Linked DNA regions of Homo sapiens: region 2 is linked to region 1. The links are chromatin loops, found by intact Hi-C in ENCODE. Cell type or tissue: right lobe of liver. All regions are shown on one strand. Links, peaks and the distances in the headings refer to the core of each region. The heading gives the core; the rest is flanking DNA. Region 1 overlaps RIOX2 (ribosomal oxygenase 2). Region 2 overlaps CRYBG3 (crystallin beta-gamma domain containing 3).

Region 1 (5,387 bases), core at 119-5,118:
CCCATCTCCCGCAGAGTAAGGGGGGAGTCTGTGCATAATAAAATCCTTCTTCATGTCTGAGGAAAGCAGTTCTTTGGTGCCCTCCAGCCGGTCTGCAAGTGTCCTCAGGAAGCCACTTAATCGTCTTGTAGCAACAGTTGTGGATTCCACCTGCTAGGAACACAGAAGTGAGTCCTGGCCCAGATGCCAGCAGAACTTACTGCCCAGCTCAGTCTCCACAGTAGACTGCAAAACTGCCAGCCACCGGGTATAGACATTAATCCATGTCATTCCAAAGGGGAAGGGACAACCTGAGCCCCTAAGAATGATATCTCATCATTTCCTTATAAACACTGTTAATTCTAAGCTGCCTATTGTTTGCAAAAAATTTTCAGAATTTTGCCTAGAAATAGAGATCCTTGGAAATATGGTACAGTCTGAGCTCTGCCTTTTGGAAAGCAGGTCACTGTCCTAAGATGAATGCTTCAGAGAAAGCAACCTTTGCTCAACTCAGCTCTAATCCACTCATCTCAAAACTAATCAAATAACACTCCTGTTTCAAAATGTAATAAAAGAACAGGAGGCCAACGAATACACCGAGGCCAGGATCTCCAGTACAGTGAGTTTCTCTTAACTAGTAATCTGATGTGTGCTAAATCTACAGTTCTCCTGGCCGTACTATTCATTTACTCAACCAACATTTTCACACTGCCTGCTACTGCCACTGTGAAATACAGAGCTGTCTGTACAACATCACAGTTCTTTGGATCACCACATAACACATGGCACTCCACTCATTCTGCAAGTCACACAGCTCAGCAGTGCAGCACAGTAGACAAGCCTGGCTCATGTTGGAAGAAGTATCCTGGGGTCCTTAAGGTAGGACTTCAGCTGGCCTGGGCTGCAGCTACCATCCTTCATTCCTACCTGCCTTTACTCCTTACCAGGAGCAGCTGCCGGGGTATGCCGGTCCGTAACTCCACGTCTTCCTTTGCAGTATCAAATACAAGCCCCGAGATGGTATCCAAAAGGAAATCTCCCCATGAACTAGGATATGCACCAAGGGGGAAAAAAAAACCAAAACAGTGAGTGCATACGAAATATACATAAAATACTTATTGCTAGTAAAGCCAAAAGCTACAAATTGGATTATGGCTTCCCTGTCCAGGCATTTTGAGTTCCATTAATTGGACATTACTCAGCATGGAAATCTAAGACCTTCATCAACCACCCTGTTTCCTCCCTCCCCGTTCCAGACACTCACTTGCAAAGTTAAAAGTGGGAAGCTAGGCTTCAATACTGATTTCTCTTAAAAGCTCTCAGAAAATTAACCATAGACTTTCATAAAACAGGAAGTTCAATGGACCAAATTTTTAACAAAAGTGTCTATGAGGGGAGATTTGTAGGAAATTTAAACAGTCATTATAGGATCTAAAACCAAATTTTATGTGCAATAAATACAACAAATTTGGGGTAACAGCAAGATATCTGGATTGTGTAATTATTTGAACAGTTGTATGTTACATTTTCCTTGTCACTTACAAGGGATGCTACTCCTAAAGAAAATATCTACCATCAATAATTCCAAAACAATTATGTCTAGCAGTGGTTTTACCGGGGGATAGAAGCCAGTGACTAAAAATAACATCTAGGGACAAATATCCCTATTCAATTACCTTTGCTTTCTCTGGGGTATCTGGAATTGGCTCATTCCTAAGTGCGTGCCGGTGTAAGAAATGCACTCTGTGGGGATGCTCTCTTTAAACATTTCTTAGCTATTTAAAATTTTCCTGTGTCACCAGCAGATTTCAAATTGCCGGCTAGTAGAAAATGGAAATTCACAGTATGACTTTTACTTCTCACTCAGTAAGCAAAATTAACACTGTTATGCTTCCCTCCCAGAAAAGTTGCAAAGGAGGACAAAAGCCACATGAGAGACACTTTTCCCAAGACATCTACTACCTGGCGGCCTCACTGCTTTGTGACTTAATGTTATATCCAACCCTGCATCTTTAATTGAGTCTCAACCCGGAGGGCACATGCAGATCTCTCAGCACCATACAATATGTGCTTCCTTTGCAGGTTTATGTAGGTGGAAGTCATACAGCAACAGCTCATGGAGGAATTTAGTAGAAGTTAAATAGTGCTCCTCTAAGAGTCAGAATAGATATTGGGACTTCCCACAATTTAGGAATATCTCTTGAAGGGTCCACTTTGGTAAAACAACCAAATCAACAACATACAGCAGACCCCCAAACACTCCAACAATGCTACCTTGACAGGTGTTAGGAAGAGGCCCCAAATATTCACCTTTACATGGTACCTGAAGGAGCATTAGGCTCAAAACACAGGATCATTTCTGGGGAGCAATGGCCCTCAAGTCACATCTTCTCATTCTAGCTCCAGCATCACTGTCCAAGACACAGGTCAAAATCCAGCCTGGACACATTGATCATGGTACCCACCCACAATCCTAAGCAGGCAACTTCTGTAACTTAGGAAGCTCTTCCCAGCCCCAGCTGAAAAGAGAAGAAATGAATAGGACCCAGGGGCAGCCGGCCAGTTCCTCACTCTTGGGATTGGGAAACAGAGAGTGAGTCAGGTCCTTAGCAGAAGCAAAAGCTAACAGGGTCAATGAGATGGAGGTCAGAGTAGCAACTGGTGATGGCCTAATGTTATGAGTAAACAGAAGCTGAAGAAGGAACAGAAGGGAGAAAACACCAGTCACTAGAAAACCAGTTGGTAGCAGCAAGAGAAATGGAAAAGAGAATTACAGAAAGGGAGTACCTGAGAAACATTAACGATGGGACACCCACAGATGCACGGATATTCAAAGGGCCAAACTATGTGGTCCAGAACTGCTCTGAATCCAGAATGGACTTCTAATTCCAGCCTCTCTGTAGCCTGGAGTTTCTAGGACTCACTCCCTCAAGTGACCCTGCACTTCTTGAGCTGGCTTTGGTGACTTTCTGTCCCTTAAAATGCAAGGAACCTACCTAGCCAAAGTGATGAGGGCATTTTTCAAAATGGAAGCCTAATACAAACTTGGGCCTTCTACTTGTGGGAAAGATAGCACTAAACTAGGGCCAGGCCTCAGCTAATTCCTCCAGTAAGTCTTTTAAATGTAGAGGTGAAATTCACACTGAAAAGTCTGATGAGGAAGCAGAGGTATGCTTACTAACTTGTTTTGCAAGTTCTGGCCCTGAAGGTAGGAGGTGACTTGCCGTCCCTTGGACCTAGAATGTCCTCTCCTACTCTGATCTGCTGACCCACCCCTACTTACTCATCCTTTAAGACTCACTCAGCATTGGTGTCATTTCTGAAGGCTTCTCTAATGCCCCTACTTAGCTAAATGCATTCCTCTATGCTCCAAGAGTCTCCTCTGCAAACCTACAATAGAATTTATCACACCATCTCTTCTCCTACAACCAATTCCAAAGTATAAGCTCTCTCAAAACCCCTTCGATAAAATCCTTGAATTCCCAGCAACAAACACAATGTCTAGTACATATTTGTTTAACACATTAACTCATGACTAGTATTTTTTTTTTTTTCCTGAGACAGGGTCTCGCTCTGTCGCCCAGGCTGGAGTGCAGTGGCGTGATTTGGATCACTGCAACCTCCACCTCCTGTGTTCAAGTGATTCTCCTGCCTCAACCTCCAGAGTAGCTGGGATTACAGGTGCACACCACCACACCTGGCTAATATTTGTATTTTTTTTAGTAGAGATGGGGTTTCACCATGTTGGCCAGGCTGGTCTCAAACTTCTGACCTCAAGCGATCCACCCGCCTCAGCCTCCCAAAGTGCTGGGATTACAGGAGTGAGCCACCACGCCTGGCCATGATTAGTATTTTTAAATATGATTTGGACCAGCAAGGTTGCTGCTTTTTGGATATAACTCACACAGCACTGCCACCCAGTGAGGAGGTACTAGCTGAAATGAACATGATTTTAATTGGAACTGCTGTCAGCACATGCACTTTAGTTCCTGCTGTTCCAGACTGCCTGTCCTACTTTAACTTCATGGACTGTAAAAAGAGAAACCCTCAAAGAGACCAAGAGATTTCAATGGGTACAGAGTTTCTGTTGGAATAAACATGTTTTAGAAACGAATAGTGGTGATGGCTGCACAAGAGTGTGAATGTAATTAATGTCAAACTATGCTTTAAAATGGTTTAAAATGGTATATTTTATGTTCTATATATTTTATCATATTAAAAAAAAAGAGAGAGAGTATGAGCCCAGCCTGGCATCACTAACACACTGATGTACCCACAGCTAGTCTCTTTCTTTCCAAACTATGTGACTCTCTATTTGGGCAATGCCCCACATCCTACAGAGTCAGGTTCATGATGTCCCCAGAAGCAAGTCCAGAGGGACCAGTCACATACATGGGACATCAAAGGAATGTGGAAGTCAGTAAAGGACATAAACCCTGGGGTTTGCATAGGAGGTAGGGGCCAACTCCCTCATATCCCTCCTGAATGTGGCTGCTGCAGGCCAGGACTCAGAGCTGTCCTAGCATGTGCAGCTGGGAGGCAGTGTTTACTTGTTCTGGTAGGTGCTGATGGTCACGTGAGTAGAGTGGGCCAGCCCCGCAGGAGTGTCCGCTTGATGAATGGTTCCTCTGGGAAAGTACAACAAATCACCCGGCTAAAGGAAGGAATAGGAAAGGGTAGAGAAGTTAATAAGTATTCCTTCTCAGTCCTCTTCATTTCAGGGAGATAAATATGGGCTTTGAGTCTCAGTTCTCCATTCTAGAAACCACAACCTCAAGGCACAGTCTATATGCTGGGCTCATGTCGTGTGCAGCTAGTCTAGCTTCTCTGTGTCCGTGAGCCTGTCACTGTTAACCATGATCCACGAGAGGCTCTCGGTGCCTGAAGTCACTATCTTTTCATTCTCAAGCTGAGACTAGACTCACCTGAGACTACCCTGCCCTGATGCAGGGATCAAGGAAGGTAACATCCTGTGCCTGGGACGCCTGCTTCCTCCCTCTTGCATGCTTCAGTGGTTAAGAGTAGGAGCTTGAATTTAGAGTCACACAGACACAGCCACTTACTGGCTGATGATCTGGCAATTTACCTGCCCAAAGCCTCAGTTTCTTTATCTGTAAAATGAAGTTTAATAGCCCCAAACCTTACAGGATTATTTTGAGGATTAGAGATGCTGCTTCCAAGCTCTTAGGGCAATGATGGGCATGTGATTGGATTATATGATTTTATCCGCCAGTCCCCCACTTCCTGATAATTTTTGAGTACTTCTAGGCGCAGGGTCTGTATCTTACCATCTTGTCTTTCCCAGAGCCTACCCTAGCAAAGCACCTAGCACTCAACACAGGCTCAATGAATGTTGGGATGAATTGAAAAACTATACAATCCCTATTTCAACTGAAAAATAAGATGTA
Region 2 (5,387 bases), core at 128-5,127, 50 kb before region 1:
CTAGTAGTTCGACACCAGCCTGAGCAACACAGTGAGACCTCGTCTTTACAAAATTAAGCAAAATTAACTGGGCATGGTGGCACATGACTGTAGTCCCAGCTACTTGGGAGGCTGAGTTGGGAGGATCGCTTGAGCCCTGAAGATCAAGGGTGCAGTGAGCTGAGACTGTGCCACTGTACCCCAGCCTGGATAACAGAGGAATACTCTGTCTCAAAAAAGAAAAGAAAAAAAAATTTTTTTCAAAGGGTATTTTCAAAACTTTCAAAAAGACAGATTATGTGATTACAATTTTGAAAATGTTTTAATATGTTTTTCAGGAACCACTTGGGATAAATGAACCTCCGCATTTGGTATGTTTAAAAATATTCTTGTAATTGTTAAATTGTTTACTAAAAGCATTTATACCCTTTCTCTCAAATCTTTCTCTTTTCTGCAGATAACTTTTATGTGTCTCTCTGGCAGAGCAGATTACAATTGCATTTGGTACCTATGAGCAGAAGAATTCACATCTTTGTCAGTGGTTGTATTAGACTGGGTTTGTCACACTTCCTTTTGTTTTCTCCTGACAGAGCGGTAGCTCTGACCACTTTAGGGTCATTTTGAACTTCTGGCACTCTTTCTTTCCCATCGTCCATTATTTCTTCAGTGTCACATTCTTCATAGAATATTATATTTATTTCTGGAAGAGCAAACTTACCATGGAGAAGTCACGTCTTGGCATGCTTATTATGTACACGTATTTCTAATACCTATAATCAAATATTTCTGAGCTAGTGAACTTGAAACCCTATATTCATTTCTACTGTATTAATAGTTTGAAGGGGACTGGACAATACTTTGGAGCCCAACATTTGCTTATTTTCTATTGAGGGCTAGAAATTGTGCCTATTTAACACTTCTAATTCAGAAGTCCATAAGGTCAGTATTACTCCCATTTATAGACAATAAATCTGAGATTCAGAATACAAGTAAGTGCTATACACACAACTAGAAGTAGCAAAAGAGACATTTCTAGTATGGACCGCACTTGACAAAACCACATGTTCAGGGTTTTACATCAAAGAAAGACATAATCATGATACGAGCAGTACAACTATAGAAGGAAGAGGGGGTGAGAGACATTGTTTCGTTTTATTTTAAATTACAAATTCAGAAAAATTGTTGTCAAAAAGCCAAATATAGTAATTACTTTTAAATATTTGGCATTTGCTGCCTTTACATAATGCTCAGTGTTTTTCTCTGAATGTGTGTGTTTTTCTCTGAATGTGTATGTTTTTCATATTCATGTCAGTGTTTATTTCAGACCAGCTTAGTTTTACCAGGTTTGCATTCACAATGCTTTCGGGTTTTATTATTTTCTGATTAGCTCAGGCCTATTGGGAACATTTCCTTTCTGAATATAATTGAGTTGTTGTATTTAGAGACACTTCCTGCCAGATTTTTATGTTGAAATTTTGAAAACTCCCAACTGTGGATTTTTAAAGTATTTTTTCACATGAATCAAAATAACATGAGTAGATAGAAGAAAGAGAAGTTATTTCAAACTGCACATTTTTTGAGTTCTAAGTACAGATAAAAAGCCTCATTTTTTAAATCTCTGTTTCTCCTGCTCCTACCTCCTTGTTCTTTTTTTATGGACTTCCTTGTTTGGGGCAGATTGCTGGGAGGATTTTCTTGATAGTATTTCCAGTCTAACTTGAAGAGAGGAAGCAGCAGAAAACGCCCAGTGAAATCAGCTCCACTTCATTTTTCTGGGTATGGCTAAGTTATTGCCTTGTGAAATAAGCATTTCTGACAGGTATATGATAGCTGGATATTTGGTAACACATGAACAAAACATTCTTGCTTTACCCAGTATCAAAGGTCTTGTTATTTTCAGTGGACCAATTTTCAGACATTCTTCTTGTTTATGCTTACTTAAACAAACAGATCTTGGCTGACACGCTGGTTCCGTTCAATAACTAGAAAGTATTTTCAACAGGCAGTAGTTACAAAAGTCAGATTGGCAATACAGATGCTGTGTTCAGATGGGGTACTAATTTTCCCTGAGGAATAAGGAGGAAGTTTCATTTCAGAGCTCAAGTCAGAGAGGGAATTTTTTTATGCTGGTGATTTTAAAGGGAACCTCAAGCAACCTAAGAGGGGAAAAGCCAGAAAATGTATGTGTGTAGGGATTAATATACATTATGAGTGTTATGGTGATTAAAAATATTGTTGCTGACCTGGAAACATTATGATGAGATATGGCTTATTTGAGATATTGGTGGAACATCACTTTTTATTTTTTAATTTTATTTATTTTTTGTTTTGGGATTAGGAAAGTTTTATTTTATTTTAATTTTTTGTCTTTATTTCTTCTAAAAAAAAAAAGCGGGATACATGTACAGAACGTGCAGGTTTGTTTTATAGGTATACGTGTGCCATGGTGGTTTGCTGGACCTATTGACCAGTCCTCTAAGTTCCTTCCCCTCGCCCCTCACTCCCCAGCAAATCCTGGTGTGTGTTGTTCCCTTCTCTGTGCCCATATGTTCTCAATGTTCAACTCCCATTTATGAGTGAGAACATGCAGAGAACACCACCTTTTATTGAGAAGATTTTTTTTTCCTGAAGACTGAAGGTTGGTCGCTATGTCTAATTAGCAACTCAAGATATACAGGATCGCTATAGAATTCTTCACCATTAGCAAGTGACTTTTTTTAATTTTTCCCCCAAACAAAACAAAAACCAAACAGAATATGTATTATCTGCATGTCGTCATCATCTCTCTTACAGCAAGTCCTGAATATCTGAAATCTAGCACTAGATTAAATCTTATAACAGTGAATTTAGTTTTCAGAGGAGGTTGTAGTTAGGCATCATTCTCTAGAAATTCTAACCAGTTCTCCCCTTTGACTCAGCCAAGTACCTTTTGTTTCTAGAATCTTTTTAAAGTCCATTTCCAGATATAATTAAATGTTTGGATTTATTTAAACATTGAGCCCCTGTTCCATTTTATGCATGATTCTCACCAAGAAAAGCAACTAGGCGTTTTCTTATATTGGATAATTTAGCCTCACTGAATTTTAAAGTGATCACAGGATCTGTAATAATTGTTGCTACTGTTTTCATGTATGGGGGATAGGAAAATCACAGCTTTAGGCAAATACAGTAAGATTCACAAGCAGTAAAGAGAAAACACTTCTTTGTGGCACTTTAACCAGATCATTTTTATAGGAGCCAAATCACAGAAATACTTAGGAAGAATTATTTCAGTAAAGAAAGCCTTTATGGTTAATAAGGGAAATGAAATCATTGTAGAATATATAACCAATATGAGAAATATATAACACTACAATATGAGAAAGATGTGATGTAATAGAAGAATGGAAATAAGACTTTTCCTTAATAATCAACATATTTCTATGAGGGAGGCTCAAAGGGCTAGAGAAAGTCTTATTTAGACAGGGAAGAAAGTTTCTCATAGAAACTATTTTAGTATTGGAGTAACTAAAATTACATTAAAAATAATGCTGATATTGTAGAATAAGTGAGCACAGCTGTGTTTTGTCAGTAGTTCATTGCATTTTTAGTTTGTCATATTAAAGATATATATTACCACATATTGTTAGTATATAAGTGAAAATTATGTAGCAAAAAGAATTTCTGTAAAATCTTCATAATATAGTGGAGATAATTTCTGCTCAATACTGGTAGTTCTAAGAAAGAAATACAATAATACATGTGAAAAGCAAACCAGAGGAATACTTTTTTTCCTTCGCTTCCATTTCCAGTTGGGGAGCTGTTAGGGATTGAGCCGTACCAACATGGCACAGAAGGATGGGTGTAGTCTGGAAAACACTCATCTCTTATTTGTCAATTTGCCTCGGTTTTAAGCAACCTGAGTTGTTTTGTATATTTGTTATCGATTGTTCTGTAAAGGTAGCCAACATGGTCATTTATCCAGCTAGTTTTTCCAAGGACTGAATTTCTCCAAGGCTCTGTCCTTAATTTCACCAACAGTAGAAACCACAAGTTAATTATTATAATCAGCAAGCTCAGAGTTGGTTTCTCTATGGACAATCCTCAGAACATTATTATGAGAATTGTTCTATTTTGAGGATTGATAAGGTGATCAAAGTGAGGCATATTTTTGTAGAATTGGTCTAATTCTGGGTGAATCATATACCATATCTCATCTAGTCAACTCAGATAAGCATTTAACCCAGTTTTTAAAGTTTGGACAAAGATTATTTTAACCCATCAAATCAAGAGATACTTTATAACATTATTTCTGCGTGTGTATATGAATTTTAATTGATTTTTCCGGGTATGAAGACTGAGACAAAAAACTGGAGGTGGCTACTGTATATACCATCTGAAATATGCTTCACTGGCAGTATCAGTAGTCCAGGATTTGATGTTTCATGGCTTCATTGTGAAAATGTTGAAGTATAAATCTTCAGCTCAGCAGTATACAACTAATAAACAAACTGGGAATGTAGTTAGTGAACAAGACAACCTGTCTCTCTTCTCATGCGGCTTTTCTTTTATTTTTATTTTTTTTATTTTTTATTTTTTTATTTTTATTTTTTTTTAAGTTTCTGAGTCTTTTTTTTATAATCTTTTTTTTATTATTATTATACTTTAAGTTTTAGGGTACATGTGCACCTTGTGCAGGTTAGTTACATATGTATACATGTGCCATGCTGGTGCACTGCACCCACTAACTCGTCATCTAGCATTAGGTATATCTCCCAATGCTATCCCTCCACCCTCCCCCCACCCCATGACAGTCCCCAGAGTGTGATATTCCCCTTCCTGTGTCCATGTGATCTCATTGTTCAGTTCCCACCTATGAGTGAGAATATGCGGTGTTTGGTTTTTTGTTCTTGCGATAGTATAGTTTACTGAGAATGATGATTTCCAATTTCATCCATGTCCCTACAAAGGACATGAACTCATCATTTTTTATGGCTGCATAGTATTCCGTGGTATATATGTGACACATTTTCTTAATCCAGTCTATCATTGTTGGACATTTGGGTTGGTTCCAAGTCTTTGCTATTGTGAATAATGCCGCAATAAATATACGTGTGCATGTGTCTTTATAGCAGCATGATTTATAGTCCTTTGGGTATATACCCAGTAATGGGATGGCTGGGTCAAATGATATTTCCAGTTCTAGATCCCTGAGGAATCGCCACACTGACTTCCACAATGGTTGAACTAGTTTACAGTCCCACCAACAGTGTAAAAGTGTTCCTATTTCTTCACATCCTCTCCAGCACCTGTTGTTTCCTGACTTTTTAATGATTGCCATTCTAACTGGTGTGAGATGGTATCTCATTGTGGTTTTGATTTGCATTTCTCTGATGGCCAGTGATGATGAGCATTTTTTCATGTGTGTT

The links. Hi-C counts contacts between places; a loop is a spot of excess contacts. Peaks named below come from ENCODE experiments on the same cell type or tissue, not always from the same donor. Only the 100,000 strongest peaks of a DNase experiment are listed, where the experiment ranks them.
Region 2: a loop joins it to region 1, with 6 times the contacts of the local background. A loop is called at or near these places in 1 of 110 quality-filtered maps.

What each region holds. Positions count from the first base shown.
Region 1 is chr3:97,949,863-97,955,249 of GRCh38, forward strand. RIOX2 (ribosomal oxygenase 2) reads right to left here. Exons shown (of 10, transcript NM_153182.4): 5 at 4,530-4,633; 6 at 924-1,026; 7 at 1-153. Among named protein-coding and RNA genes, the nearest start is that of RIOX2, 20 kb to the right of the region's middle. In right lobe of liver, for the core only: no CTCF peak of the experiment used is centred there; no DNase peak of the experiment used is centred there.
Region 2 is chr3:97,900,136-97,905,522 of GRCh38, forward strand. It overlaps CRYBG3 (crystallin beta-gamma domain containing 3), which reads left to right. Exons shown (of 22, transcript NM_153605.4): 15 at 318-350. Among named protein-coding and RNA genes, the nearest start is that of RIOX2, 70 kb to the right of the region's middle. In right lobe of liver, for the core only: no CTCF peak of the experiment used is centred there; no DNase peak of the experiment used is centred there; H3K27ac peaks cover 1,308 bases.